Linked DNA regions of Homo sapiens: region 2 is linked to region 1. Evidence: chromatin contacts called from ENCODE Hi-C or POLR2A ChIA-PET data. All regions are on one chromosome and are shown on one strand. Each heading gives the region's core, a stretch centred on a gene start or an enhancer-like site at or near the end of the contact. The rest is flanking DNA. Distances are from core to core; before and after follow the strand shown. Region 1 holds the start of CEP164 (centrosomal protein 164). Region 2 holds the start of IL10RA (interleukin 10 receptor subunit alpha).

What was found. Hi-C counts contacts between places; a loop is a spot of excess contacts on that map. ChIA-PET counts read pairs that join two places held with the same protein, here RNA polymerase II (POLR2A). Pooled maps may share reads with other maps.
Region 2: a loop to region 1 is called in a map of naive thymus-derived CD4-positive, alpha-beta T cell, with 13 times the contacts of the local background. The contact joins the promoter of IL10RA here to the promoter of CEP164 in region 1. A Hi-C loop is called at or near these places in 1 of 168 maps with a recorded cell type or tissue (naive thymus-derived CD4-positive, alpha-beta T cell) and 7 of 50 pooled maps. POLR2A ChIA-PET finds 5 or more read pairs at or near these places in 2 of 52 experiments (GM12878 and WTC11).

What each region holds. Positions count from the first base shown.
Region 1 is chr11:117,324,957-117,331,409 of GRCh38, forward strand. It overlaps CEP164 (centrosomal protein 164), which reads left to right and starts at 2,898. Exons shown (of 33, transcript NM_014956.5): 1 at 2,898-2,948. RefSeq lists a silencer at 2,966-3,215.
Region 2 is chr11:117,981,492-117,987,944 of GRCh38, forward strand. It overlaps IL10RA (interleukin 10 receptor subunit alpha), which reads left to right and starts at 4,903. Exons shown (of 7, transcript NM_001558.4): 1 at 4,903-5,043. The coding sequence starts at 4,977. RefSeq lists enhancers at 4,331-4,390, 5,781-6,080 and silencers at 4,581-4,680, 4,701-4,980.

The DNA.
Region 1 (6,453 bases), core at 1,648-4,147:
AGGGACCAAGTCTACAAATGGTTTTTTGAATCCCTGTTTTGTGCAGGTTTGTGGTAGATGAGCTGGTGAGCCCAGAATTCCTTCCCAGTCTGGTCCCTTTGGCCCCTCAGTGAGACCTTTATTTATTTATTTATTTATTTATTTTTGAGACAGAGTCTCACTTTGTCACCCAGGCTGGAGTGCGGTGGCGTGATCTTGGCTCACTGCAACCCCTGCCTCTCGGGTTCAAGCGATTCTCCTGCCTCAGCCTCCCAAGTAGCTGGGACTACAGGTGTGTGCCACCACGCCCAGTGAATTTTTGTGTTTGTAGTAGAGACAGGGTTTTGCCATGTTGGCCAGGCTGGTCTTGAGCTCCTCATCTCAGGTGATCCACCTGCCTCACCCTCCCGAAGTGCTGGGATTACAGGTGTGAGCCACCACAGCCTGGCCTACTTTTTTCTTTTTTTGAGACAGAGCTTCGCTCTTGTCAAACAGGGTGGAGTGCAATGGCGAGATCTCGGCTCACTGCAACCTCCACCTCCTGGGTTCAAGCGATTCTCCTGCCTCGGCCTCCCGAGTAGCTGGGATTACAGGTGCCTGCCACCACAACCAGCTAACTTTTGTATTTTTAGTGGAGATGGGGTTTCACCATGTTAGCCAGGCTGGTCTCAAACTCCTGACCTCAGGCGATCTGCCTGCCTCGGCCTCCCAAAATGCTGGGATTACAGGTGTGAGCCACTGTGACCGGCCAAGACTTTTAAAGAAGATGGAGAGGAAAGGGGACGATGATTTGTCATTTACAGTAAGAATAAAGGAAGTATAGGCATAACTGCTGCAGAAGGATTTAAATTTAAACATGATGACGTCAATCTAAATAACAGAGAGGGAAACTCCAAAAGAAAATGATATTTATTTAGAAGTAGCATTGCAATAGGTATACACATGCCATAGAGGCTGGGCAAGTAGGACCTTTTTTTTTTTTTTTTTTTTTTGAGACGGAGTGTCGCTCTTGTTGCCCAGGCTGGAGTGCAATGTCGAGACCTTGGCTTACCACAGACTCCGCCTCCTGGGTTCAAGCGATTCTCCTCTCTCAGCCTCCCGAGTAGCTGGGATTACAGGCATGCACCACCATGCCTGGCTAATTTTGTATTTTTTAGTAGAGATGGGGTTTCTCCATGTTGATCAGGTTGGTCTTTAACTCCTGACCTCAGGTGATCCACCTGCCTTGGCCTCCCAAAGTTCTGGGATTCCAGGCATGAGCCACTGTGCCTGGCTCAAGTAGGAATTTTTATTTTATTTATTTTTTTAGACGGAGTCTTGCTCTGTCACCCAGGCTGGACTGGAGTGCAGTGGCTTGATCTGGGCTCATTGCAACCTCCACCTCCCGGGTTTAAGTGCCTCAGCCTCCTGCCTCAGCCTCCTGAGCAGCTGGGACTACAGGCGTGTGCCACCATGCCCAGCTAATTTTTGTATTTTTAGTAGAGACGGGGTTTCATCATATTGGCCAGGCTGGTCTCGAACTCCTGACCTTAGGTGATCCACCCGCCTTGGCCTCCCAAAGTGCTGGGATTACAGGTGTGAGCCACTGTGCCTGGCAAAGTGCTAGGATTACAGATATGAGCCACCAGGCCCGGTCGATAGTTTTTGTTATCAGGTATTCATGCGTGAGAACCCTCTCTTCATGGTCTTCCCTGGCTCCATTTGTCAGGGTTTTAAAACAAATGACTCTATTTTGATTTTGATAATTTTCACAAGGAATATGCTCTGTATATTCCAACAATCTGAGTTTCTCATCCTGGAATCAGCCTCTGAGTGGCACTGGGACTATCCTGAGTCAGCTACATCTCTAGAACCTATCAGGAGCGGCTCTATGAGCTTGGCCTCATCATTTTCCTCCTCAACTAGCAGCATCTGTATTTGTCTGTTTCTCAGTTTTCCTATTGATGTAATGGCCAGAACTTTCTTTGCCCCTCTTAACTTCTCTAGGAGGTTGGAGACATATGAGAGAAAGGAAGATTTGCCCTCCGTGCAAGCAAAACTAAAACTCTTCGGAATTATATTAGTAGCAACCTTTCTGCCCGACAGGGTGTGTGGAGGAGCTACACATTGTGTCACTTTTTTTCTTCTTCAATAGACTCTTTGAAATAGTTATGACAGACATTACTATCCCCATCTTGCAGACATACAAACTGAACCCTGGGCTTTGGTGAAAAGATGGATAGTAGAAAATAGGTTTAACTCCTGGTCAGGTGCTCACTGGTTTAATAGGAGCACAGGAGAGCCAGTTTTTTTGCGGGGAGAGATGGGGAGTGGACGCGTCTCCATTACCTTACATTCACATTTGTTTTGTTGATTAAAGTAACAATGGGTTGATTATTGATGACCACTGTATTATTCACCTGATGTTAATCATACTCCTAACAAATGATCAATTAGATAATTAGATAATTCACATTAGTATAAATACTCTAAATAGTCCTTCTCTGTCCTGGCAGAAATCCTCACGTCTAAACTCGGGGTCCTCTTTTTTTTTTTTTTTTTTTTTTAGTAGAGAAGGGGTTTCACCATGTTGGTCAGGCTGGTCTCGAACTCCTGACCTCAGGTGACCCACCCGCCTCGGCCTCCCAAATTGCTGGAATTACAGGCGTGAGCCACCGCGCCCAGCCGATGAGGTTCTCTTTCAACCTCTTGCGGATTCCCATTATCTATCTTAAACTACACTCTTTCAACCTCTTGCGGATTCCCATTATCTATCTTAAACTACACTCCCATCGTGCAACGGAAAACGGACAGAGCTCCTGCGTGCACCGAAGGGACTTCGAGCCAATCCATTGTCACAGCTCTCAGCCGGCGACCTATTGGCTCCTGCTGGAGGCGGGACTCCCGGTTGCTAGGCGGTACCTTTTCCGGAAGTGTTTGTTGCGCGCTGCAGGGCAACACCCCGGCGTCCCTGGAAGCTGGGGGAGCGGGTGGGTGTTGGGTGGCGTTGGGGGAGCTGCGCCTCGCCCAGAGCCTCGCCCGGAGCCTCGCCCGGAGCCTTCCGGGGTGGGGGATAGTTGAGGACCTCATCGAGGGAGGGGTTGGGCGGCGGGGAAGGGAGCGAGCGTGGCGGGGGACCCGAGGCACGCTCTCGAGCCAACGAGCGTGATGCGCTCGAGTGTGGGCGGGGACTGAGGGAAGAAGTGAAAATCGGACTGCCAGGCGACAGTTCCTCCGTTTGAAATCTCGCCGGCTCCTGAGCGGGCCACCGGGCCCGGGCTGGGGGTCTGGCGGGTGAGTGAGCAGCGGGTCGGGACGCGGGAGAGGGGCACTGGGCACGGGGCCCTGGTTTGCTTGCTCTGTTCATCGTTGGCGAGTGAGGCCAGGCCTTCCGAAGCTTGCTGGGATACTTCTGTGGCAGGCTTCCCCCCGGGTCCAAATCCGGGGCTAGCCCAATCTTATGCCATCTTTGGCCAGCTGGGAAAGTTGGAAAGCTTTTTTGTTTTTTCCTTTTCTTGCATTGGATTTAAAAATGTCCCTCTACCTCTGGCACCGCTCTCCTCACTTGGCTTCAGCGACTCCCTGTCCGTTCTCCTAACTCAGTCCTTGGCAGTAGAAAGCTCCCTTCTACTCGGCGCACTCCATCTCTTGCGTTATCAGCTTTTCAGCGTTGACTCGCCAAACTACTCCAGCCAGACCTCTTTCCTGAGCTCAGACCTGCTTACTGTCATCGTCAGCCTTCCCCGGTCCCTCCGATCTGTTTCTCCTCTTGTATTTTTTTATCTCAATGAAGGGCTTCACCATTCACTCAGCCAAGTCTGTCCCTTTAATTTATTCATCTAATAAATACAGCAAACATTTGTCGGACATGCCCTGTCTTCTAGGCAGTGTAGTAGGTGGGGCTGCCTATTGGACGAGGCATAGAAATGAACACATCTAGAAATGATAGTCACAGTGTTCTGGCTTTAGTGCTCTGATTTCCCTCCTCTCTCCCGAAGTTCAAGTCCTGTATTCTGCCTCTTAATTCCCCTAGAATCTGGCGCTTCCTTTCCATCCTCACAGACACTGACTTAGTTCATAATTTCTTGCTTGTGCTTTCAGGATAACTTCCTAAGTGGTCTCTCTGCCTCAGTTCTTGTCCTCCTGTAATTAGTTCTTATGCAGCTGTCAGAATCATTTATTTATTTTAGAGACAGGGTCTTGGTATGTTGCCCAGGCTGGAGTGCAGTTGGTATTCACCGGTGTGACCCTAGTACACTGCAGCCTCGAACTCTTGCCCTCAAGCCATCCTCCCACCTCAGTCTCCTTAGTAGACGGGACTACAGGCATGCACCACTATTCTTGGCTAGAATCGTCTATCTGACCTACAGATCTGGTCATGCCAGTCTCCTTTGTGAAATCCTGTGATGGCCCCTCATCATTTACAGGATAGAGCCTCTGTTCTTCCAGGCCCTTTATAATATGCTCTTGCCTTTCATTCTAGAGCTCTGTCTTGCCACTCCTCCCACTGTCCCTTGCACTCTGGTCATGTCAGAATGGTTAAGAGTTTGGGCTTTGGAGTCAGACATGGATACTTACATATTCTGCTCTACCGTTTATTAGCTGTGACACCTTGGGCAAGTTTGTTTGTTTGTTTGTTTGTTTTGAAATAGAGTCTTGCTCTGTCGCCCAGGCTGGAGTGCAGTGGTGCGATCTTGGCTCACTGCAGTCTCAGTCTCCTGGGTTCAAGCGATTCTCCTGCCTCAGCTTCCCGAGTAGCTGGGACTACAGGTGGGCACCACAACTCCTGGCTAATTTTTTGTATTTTGGTAGAGACGGGGTTTCACCATGTTGGCCAGGCTGGTCAGGATCTCCTGACCTCATTATCCGCCCACCTCCGCCTCCCAAAGTGCTGGGATTACAGGCGTGAGCCACTGCGCCTGGCCTTTTTTTTTTTTTTTTTTTTTTTAACTTTGCTAAGCCTCAGTTTCCTTATTTGAAAAGTGAAGATAATTCTATTTTGCTGAGTGGATGAAGTGAGATGATGTATATAGAGCACTCAGTACAGTTCCTGTAACATAGGAAGTGTTCAGTGGCTATAAGCTTTTGTTGTCATAATTAATTCTTTGCACCCACCTTATGATTTTCTTCTTTTTTGCCTTTGTGCATGTTGTTCCTCTGCCGTGAATTCCCTTACTCCGCTTATCCTGGGGATCACCTGCTTATCCTTCAAGAACTATCTCAATTGTCCTCTGTGAGGCTTTCCCTGATCTTCCTAAGATTATTTGCCCTTACCTTTGTGTTCTGTTATATATTATGTTACTTCCTTTAATTCATGTAACACATTTTGTAGTCATGTGTTTACGTGTTTGGCTTTCCAGGTAGGCTGAGCTCAAGTTCAGGGCCATGTGTAATCAGGTTTGTAGCCCTAACACGTCGCACAATGTCTGGCCCATGGTGGGTGTTCAGTAAGTGATTACTTGGCGCGGTGACTCACGCCTGTAATCTCAGCACTTTGGGAGGCCAAGGCGGGCGGATCACCTGAGGTCAGGAGTTCGAGACTTGGCCAACATGGTGAAACCCCATCTCTACTAAAAATACAAAAATTAGCCGGGCGTGGTGGCAGGCGCCTGTAATCCTAGCTACTCGTGAGGCTGAGGCAGGAGCATCATTTGAACCTGGGAGGCAGAGGCTGCAGTGAGCAGAGATCGTGCCATTGCACCCCAGCCTGGGTGACAAGAATGATACTCTGTCTCAAAAAAAAAGCAAAGAAAAAGTGATTACTTAATGTCTGAATGGCCTTAACTTATATTGCCTGGTGCTGGATATGTCCTTTGGAGCAAGGTAGAATAAACCCTTTTAAATAGGTGAATAGCAGTCATAATAATGTAATGTCTAACATTTATTGAGACCTTAGTATATTTTAAGCACTTTACATGTATTGAATCATATAAGCCTCACAACACATTGTGATGGATATTGTTAGTACTCTCATTTTATAGATGAGAAAACTGAGGCTGTCCAGCTAGTAAGAGGCAGAGCTGGGATTGAAAGCCAAGAATGTTCCAAAGCTTTTGCTCATTACCACTGCGTAATCAACTCTGACATCTTCCACCTTCTCCCCTTTACCTTCTCCAGTCAATCTTTTCTGTGGTCAACCTTCTTTGTAATTGTTGGAGCAGGGTGGAAGAAATAAATATACAGAGAACCCTCATTATGTCTGTGAGTGTATATTCTCTGTTAGTGTGCAGATGTGCAAAACTCTAGCTATGCTGACAAAGTACAGGGCAAGGTAGCCACAATATTGAAGGACTGGGAAACGATATGTACTGAATGGAAGAGAACTGGGAATACTTAGCCTACCTTAGCTAGAGAATCCTAGGGTGTCCCCAGATGAGCAGAAGGCAGACTTGAGATACCAGGGAACATTTTTTTAGAACCTGATTATTGGCTTACTATTAGACCTTCTAATAGTTAAGAATTATCTAACTATGGAATTGAAAATAGAATCTGTAA
Region 2 (6,453 bases), core at 3,653-6,152, 660 kb after region 1:
GATTCCGTGTTTCTTTTTCTTCCTTTTCAAGTATAGTAATCACATGCCTGACGTAACTCCTATTCTGGGTGCTCTCCATGAGGCAGCAGGATACATTGGAATAGCCTGCATTCAAATCCTGGCTCTGCCCTGAGCTAGGTATTAACCTATGTTAGCCACTGTGGTTTTCTCATCTTAAAACAAGAGTGCCAGTTTACCCACTTTCCAGGGTTCTTAAAAAATGCCATATTCCCTAATCTCCAAGTAAACACTTCCTTCTGTCTGGAATACCCTCCCTATCCACTCTTCATTAGCTACCTCCTATTCCTCCCTCAAGTCTCAACTTAGATGTCACCTCCTTCAGGAAGTTTTCCTTATCTTCTATCCCAAGTGTGGTTTAGTGCCTCTGTCTTTTGTCCAGTCAGCCTGTACTTGCCTTCCCAGAGCACTTACCACTGTGTATTAAAATCTCTGTTCACTTTCTGCCTCTGCCCAGATTGCTTCTTGGGGAAAGGGACTTAGTTTTGATCACCATTTTATTCCTAGCATCATTATAGCATCTGGCCCACAACGAGTGTGCAGTAAATATTGTCATATGAACGAATTAAAAATTTTGATCCTCCTTCAAAATGGTAACGCGTAAGACTCTTATACGTCAACAAAAAATAAAAGTAAAGACAAGGTCAGGAACTGGCCAGGTGCGTTGGCTCACGCCTGTAATCCCAGCACTTTGGGAGGCTGAGGCAGATGGATCACTTGAAGTCAGGAGTTTGAGACCAGCCTGGCCAACATGGTGAAACCCCGTATCTACCTAAAAATACAAAAATTTCGCCAGGCGTGGTGGTGGGTGCCTGTAATCCCAGCTACTTGGAAGGCTAAGACATGAGAATCACTTGAACCTGAGAGATGGAGGTTGCAGTGAGCCGAGATTGTGCCGCTGCACTCCAGCCTGGGCAACAGAGAGAGACGCTGTCTTAAAAAAAAAAAAAAAAAAAAAAAATTGCCGGGCGCGGTGGCTCACCCCTGTAATCCCAGCACTTTGGGAGGCCGATGCGGCCATATCACGAGGTCAGGAGATTGAGACCATCCTGGCTAACACGGTAAAACCCCGTCTCTACTAAAAAAATACAAAAAATTAGCCGGGCGTGGTGGCGGATGCCTGTAGTCCCAGCTACTCGGGAGGTGAGGCAGCAGAATGGCATGAACCCGGAAGGCAGAGCTTGCAGTGAGCCAAGATCGGGCCACTGCACTCCAGCCTGGGTGACAGAGCAAGACTCTGTCTCAAAAAAAAAAAAAAAAAGTTCTGGAAGAAACATCACAGTGTCTTTCTCTTTTAAAAGGTCGGGGTAACTAAGTAGTTGTTTCAGAAGGCAGCTACACCCCTTGGGTCATGACAGGGTACTCCTGAGCAATTTACCATCTTAATTCCTCACTTGAGCAACAGAGAGTATAAAAAAAATCTTCACACATTAAAAAAGCCTGGGGCTTGCCCTCTCCACTCATCTGGGGGTGTGGCAACAAGAGCTGTCTCCTGAGGGTGGCCCAGGCTGATGATGTGTCCTGGTAGGCCTGCAGATATCACTCTCCCCCATCCATGTAGCTGAGGCACCCCTGCCTTCGCTGACTATCGTCAAGAGTGAGGTCTTTCTAGTCCCAATGTAGACTCTTAGATACAGGATGGGATCTCCCAACTCCCACCCCCAGCCAACCTGGCACACTTTCAGTCCAGGCCACTGGGCAGAGAGATTTCCGCTCTGAAAATATTGAAATAGGGTTTATATCTCCACAAACCATGGGGATAATGCCTCACTAACTCCTAGACCACGCACAGTGCTGGTGTCACACACCTAAGTTAGGGGCCCTTTCTCAAAAGCTGCAGTAAATAAGGCCCTCCATGTGGGCATTGGGCACTGCCAGGGAAACCTCCCAGGAGCAGGTGATAGTTACAGGAGGCAGTCAAATGCCTAGGCAGATAGGGCGGGTCCCTGGTGAAACCCCACCTCCAAGTTGAAGACAACTTAAAACCTGAAAGCCAAGCTGCAAGTTAAATCTTCAGACCAGATTGAGAACCTGTCTTCCCATTTGGCACGCTTTCCTCTGATTGATCCCCACCCTTCACCTACTTTACATACACCTACCCTTTCCTAATTGGTTTTCTACACTGTCGTACCCACCTTTGAGTGGTATTTTCACTTTAACCTTTTTTGCATACTCACAAACCAATCGGCATGCACTCCCTATTCTGAGTCCAGAAAAAGCCCTGGATCCAGCCACACTGAGAAAAAAAAACACCCAACTGTGGGAGCGGGGAACCACCCCCCTCCCCATCCCCTCTCTGCTGAGAGCTGGTCCATCACTCAATAAAATTATTCTCTGCCCATCCTCACCCTTCAACTGTCAGCGAATTCTCATTCTTCTTGAACACAGGACAAGAGCTCAGGAACAAATGAAGGTACAAACTACAATACAGGCAGGGCGGGGTATGGCCGGGTGGGTGGGGCAGCAGGCCTGGAGTGGGGCCTTGCTGGCCAGAAATGTCCTGAGCCCCTCTTCTTTGGTTTGTCTGAGAACAAGGGCAGGGCTTGAGGGATGCACACACAGTCCCAAACACACATATGCACTTGGCAAACAGACAACGTTCTCCACACCACAATGAAATCCAAATCCACAGACTGGCCACTGCAAATCATATATGACTGCAAGTGCACACACACACACACACACACACACACACACACACACACACTTTGAAGCAGGTGTCAGCCTCCAAGAAAAAGTGATGGACAGTCTGTCTCTCATATCCTCACATATTTGGTTCACCTGGAGATGGCCTCAGATGAGCCAAGTGACACAGAGGTGCGAGAGACTGAGGATGTGCTGAGGTGTTACCCAGCACTCCAGTAGTGCTATTACCCAACACAAAAATTGGTCTGAATATCAGATTTCAAGCAAGCAAGGGAAACCCAGAAGAGACTGGGAGAAGTCCTTATGGAGGCTAAAGCAACTCCATGTTGGATGCTAATCCACAGTTTTGGCCGTGTTGGCTTTGGAGCCTCCCAGAAGACCTCTGAGATTCCCAATTTATCAATTGCTCCTTGTGTAAGTGCAAACACTTACTGTAAATCCGGCCCTTAGGTCAAACAACCTTGATGTTATCATACTTCAACTGTCCTACACATCTTTTCTGAATCACCCTTCCCCTGTGGTCTATAAGCCCTGGTCCTGGGGGTGAATCATGGAGACACAAACGTAGCTTCTGTTTATAAGTCCTTATTAAATGTTTTTTTCGAAGAAACTGGATGTGTCAGCCTGTAACCTGCAAAAGGATCTGGCTGCTCTCTGCTTGTAGAAAGAATGGATAATAAAGGAAAATCTGCTAGCTGCCATGCTAGCAGGGGAAGAGCAGCAAACAATTCCACTCTTCAATTCATGGGGGGAACGCAGGGGTTTTTTAAGAAAGGATCTGAAATGCAGAAAAGGCAAGGGGGAGGTTAGGAGGTACCAGGTGGTGTGACTTGCTCCAGTGGTCCTCTTTAATTATCGTCTTATTTGGTGGAGGGGCTGGTGCAATCGTGGATCCTGCCAGGTTATAAATTAGTTACTCTTCAGCAGGGTATATGTTCAACTCCTGAAGTAAGCTTTTGTTGGAGAGAGAATTCCGGAGGTGCCTGGTCCCTATCAGGACGCAGCTCCTGAGGCATCTAAGGAAATATATGACCAGGTAAGAGCATAGCGTGTGCTTAACAAGCACGTAGGTAAATAAACGTGCGTAAGGCATGGGAGTACAGTATGGGACAGGAAAGGGAGTGGAGGTCACAGCACGTCCTGAGGCTGTGTTTTAAGATGAGAGGTAACATACATGCAGTTTGTCTCAAAATTATATCTTGAGGCCCAGAGGAGGAAGAGAAAAAAGGAAAGAAGAGAAACTAAGTTTAAAACACGGTTTAAGGCTGGGCGCGGTGGCTCACCCCTGTAATCCCAGCACTTTGGGAGGCTGAGGCGGGTGGATCACCTGAGGTCAGGAGTTCGAGACCAGCCTGGCCAACATGGTGAAACCCCGTCTCTACTAAAAATACAAAAATTAGCCCAGGCGTGGTGGCACATGCCTGTAATGCCAGCTACTCGGAAGGCTGAGGCAGGAGAATCGCTTGAACCTGGGAGACGAAGGTTGCAGTGATCCGAGATCACGCCACTGCATTCCAGCTTGGGCGACAGAGCGAGACTGTAAAAAAAAAAAATAGATAAAAAAATTTTAAAAATCGCGGTTTGAGGCTCAGCTGCTGAGCTGCTGGTTAAAAGCCTCTTTCTTGGGTCTCTCAGCTTCCTGGGACTTTGGGGGCAGGTCTGCATAAACTGCTTAGTTGTGGACCCCCCTCCAACAATTAGGTAGGGGACTACTCAGTATTCATCCATCGGTGTCCTCAGACCCCCAGACGGGGAGGCCCTGGGGCAACGCCAAGACTCACACCGGCGTCCTGGCGCCTTTGCCCTCAAGGGCCTGCAACTACCTCCTCCCCATTCGGAGCGGCCGCGGCCACATCCTTAACGCCAAGCCGGCACGCCAGGCAAAAGCGGCTCGGACGCCCTCACCCCACCTTCCGCACTCAGGGCCGAGGCTGTGCCTGGCCACCTGCTTCCCAGCACATGCACACACGCGCGCGCGCACACACCCACACACACGTACCCACGGCCGGCCGGGCTACCCGGACCACTTTGATCCGAAGGCACTGGAGGCCCAGAGGGAAGGAAAGGGAGGGGTGGCCGGAGCCCGCTAGCGCCCCAGGACAGCCTCGGGTTGCCCCAGGCGGTAGCCCTGTGGGACAGTGGTTCCCCGTCCGCGGCCTCGGGGGCGGGGCGTCTGTAGGCCTCGCCCCGCTGACGTCAGCCCTGCGGGGCGCTGGCGGAGCGGGCGGCGGAGCTGTCAGTCCCAGCCCAAGGGTAGCTGGAGGCGCGCAGGCCGGCTCCGCTCCGGCCCCGGACGATGCGGCGCGCCCAGGATGCTGCCGTGCCTCGTAGTGCTGCTGGCGGCGCTCCTCAGCCTCCGTCTTGGCTCAGACGCTCATGGTAAGGCTCCGGGACGCGGCCCTTCCCTGCCCTGCCCTCTCCGCGCCCGCTCCATTAAAGTTCTCCATCCAGTGGAGAGCCCTGGCTGGCTGGCCCTCTGGCAGAGCGGTGCCCGGGTGCTCCCTTACTCTGGCAAACCTGGATCTCAGGCTCACCTGTTGTGGAAGTGGAAGAGGCTGAAATTGACAGGAACTGACGGATTGGGAAGGATAGAGAAGTATGCGCAAGGCCAAACCCCCAACCCGCAAACCTCATCATCCACCCACTTCTAGATGAGCCGTAAGTTTAGCTCTAGGTTTTTTGCTGTTTAGGTTCAAATGATGGGACTTCTTGTCCCCTTGGGGAATAATTTTGATCTCCTGACTCTCCCTTCTCTTAGTCGACTCTTCAACTAACCTCTGTCTGTCCTTCTCCCATCTCACCTTCATCCCTCACTGATCACCCCGATCTGATCCCCCTTGCTCCACCTGTAGCCCCCAACTCACTCCCACTGCCCCCTGCCTCTCTCCTCCTAACCCAGCCAGTTCAGGCTTCTAACCCAGTTCAGGCTCCTAACCCAGACAGTTCTCCGGCAAGGTTTCTGCAACTAAGAAAAGTAAACCCCAGAGACAGAATGAAAGAGCCGGGAGTTGGAAGGACCAAGAGCAGAGACAGAGAGCAAGGACCGAAACTGCTTCTTCATGACACCAAAATACAAAGTAAAACATGCAGTCAGCCATTCACGTGATCGAGAGCTGAGTCGGAGATGTGCAGCCCAAATACCACAACGACTCGCTGCATTTTTCACTTTCCGTCTAATGTTTCGAAATCAAGGCACTGACGTGAAGATCAAAGACGGTATAAGAAAGAAAGCAAGAGACAGATGACAGAGTCCTCCCCCCCAAAAAATAAATAAAAAACAGGTGCATGATTAGAGAGATGTAGAGAAGTTAGAACACTAGGGAGCGGGAGCAGAGTCGCTGTCAAATGGAGAGAACTTAGAGGATCAAGGAGGAGAGAAAGGGAACCAACCAGCCGTTGGCCTTGCACATACTTCAGTCTGCTTGATCAACAAGACTCTTAAAGTAGAAATGTTTGTTGCATTCTTACAAAGAAGACAATGCCTTCAGCAGTGTTTCCCATGGTGAATGGTGTGTACTGGGGGTAAAGGGAGAGTAGAGCTAGGAATTGGTATTGAGTATCTCTCCTCGGAGCTACAGGTGCCAGCTCTTGTGGGGATGTCCTCAGCCATGTGTAGAGCCAGAGCTGATTTATTCCATCTGTCCTTGCCCAGCCAGAGGTTGGACATCTGGCTATAGGCAAAGCCCTCCCAGAAACTAGGGAATGAGGCAAGCACTTAGCTTGGGGAGCCCAGGAGACCTATGAAGAGAAGGAGGCAGATGTCAGCAAGCAGGCTGTCTGTGTACTTAG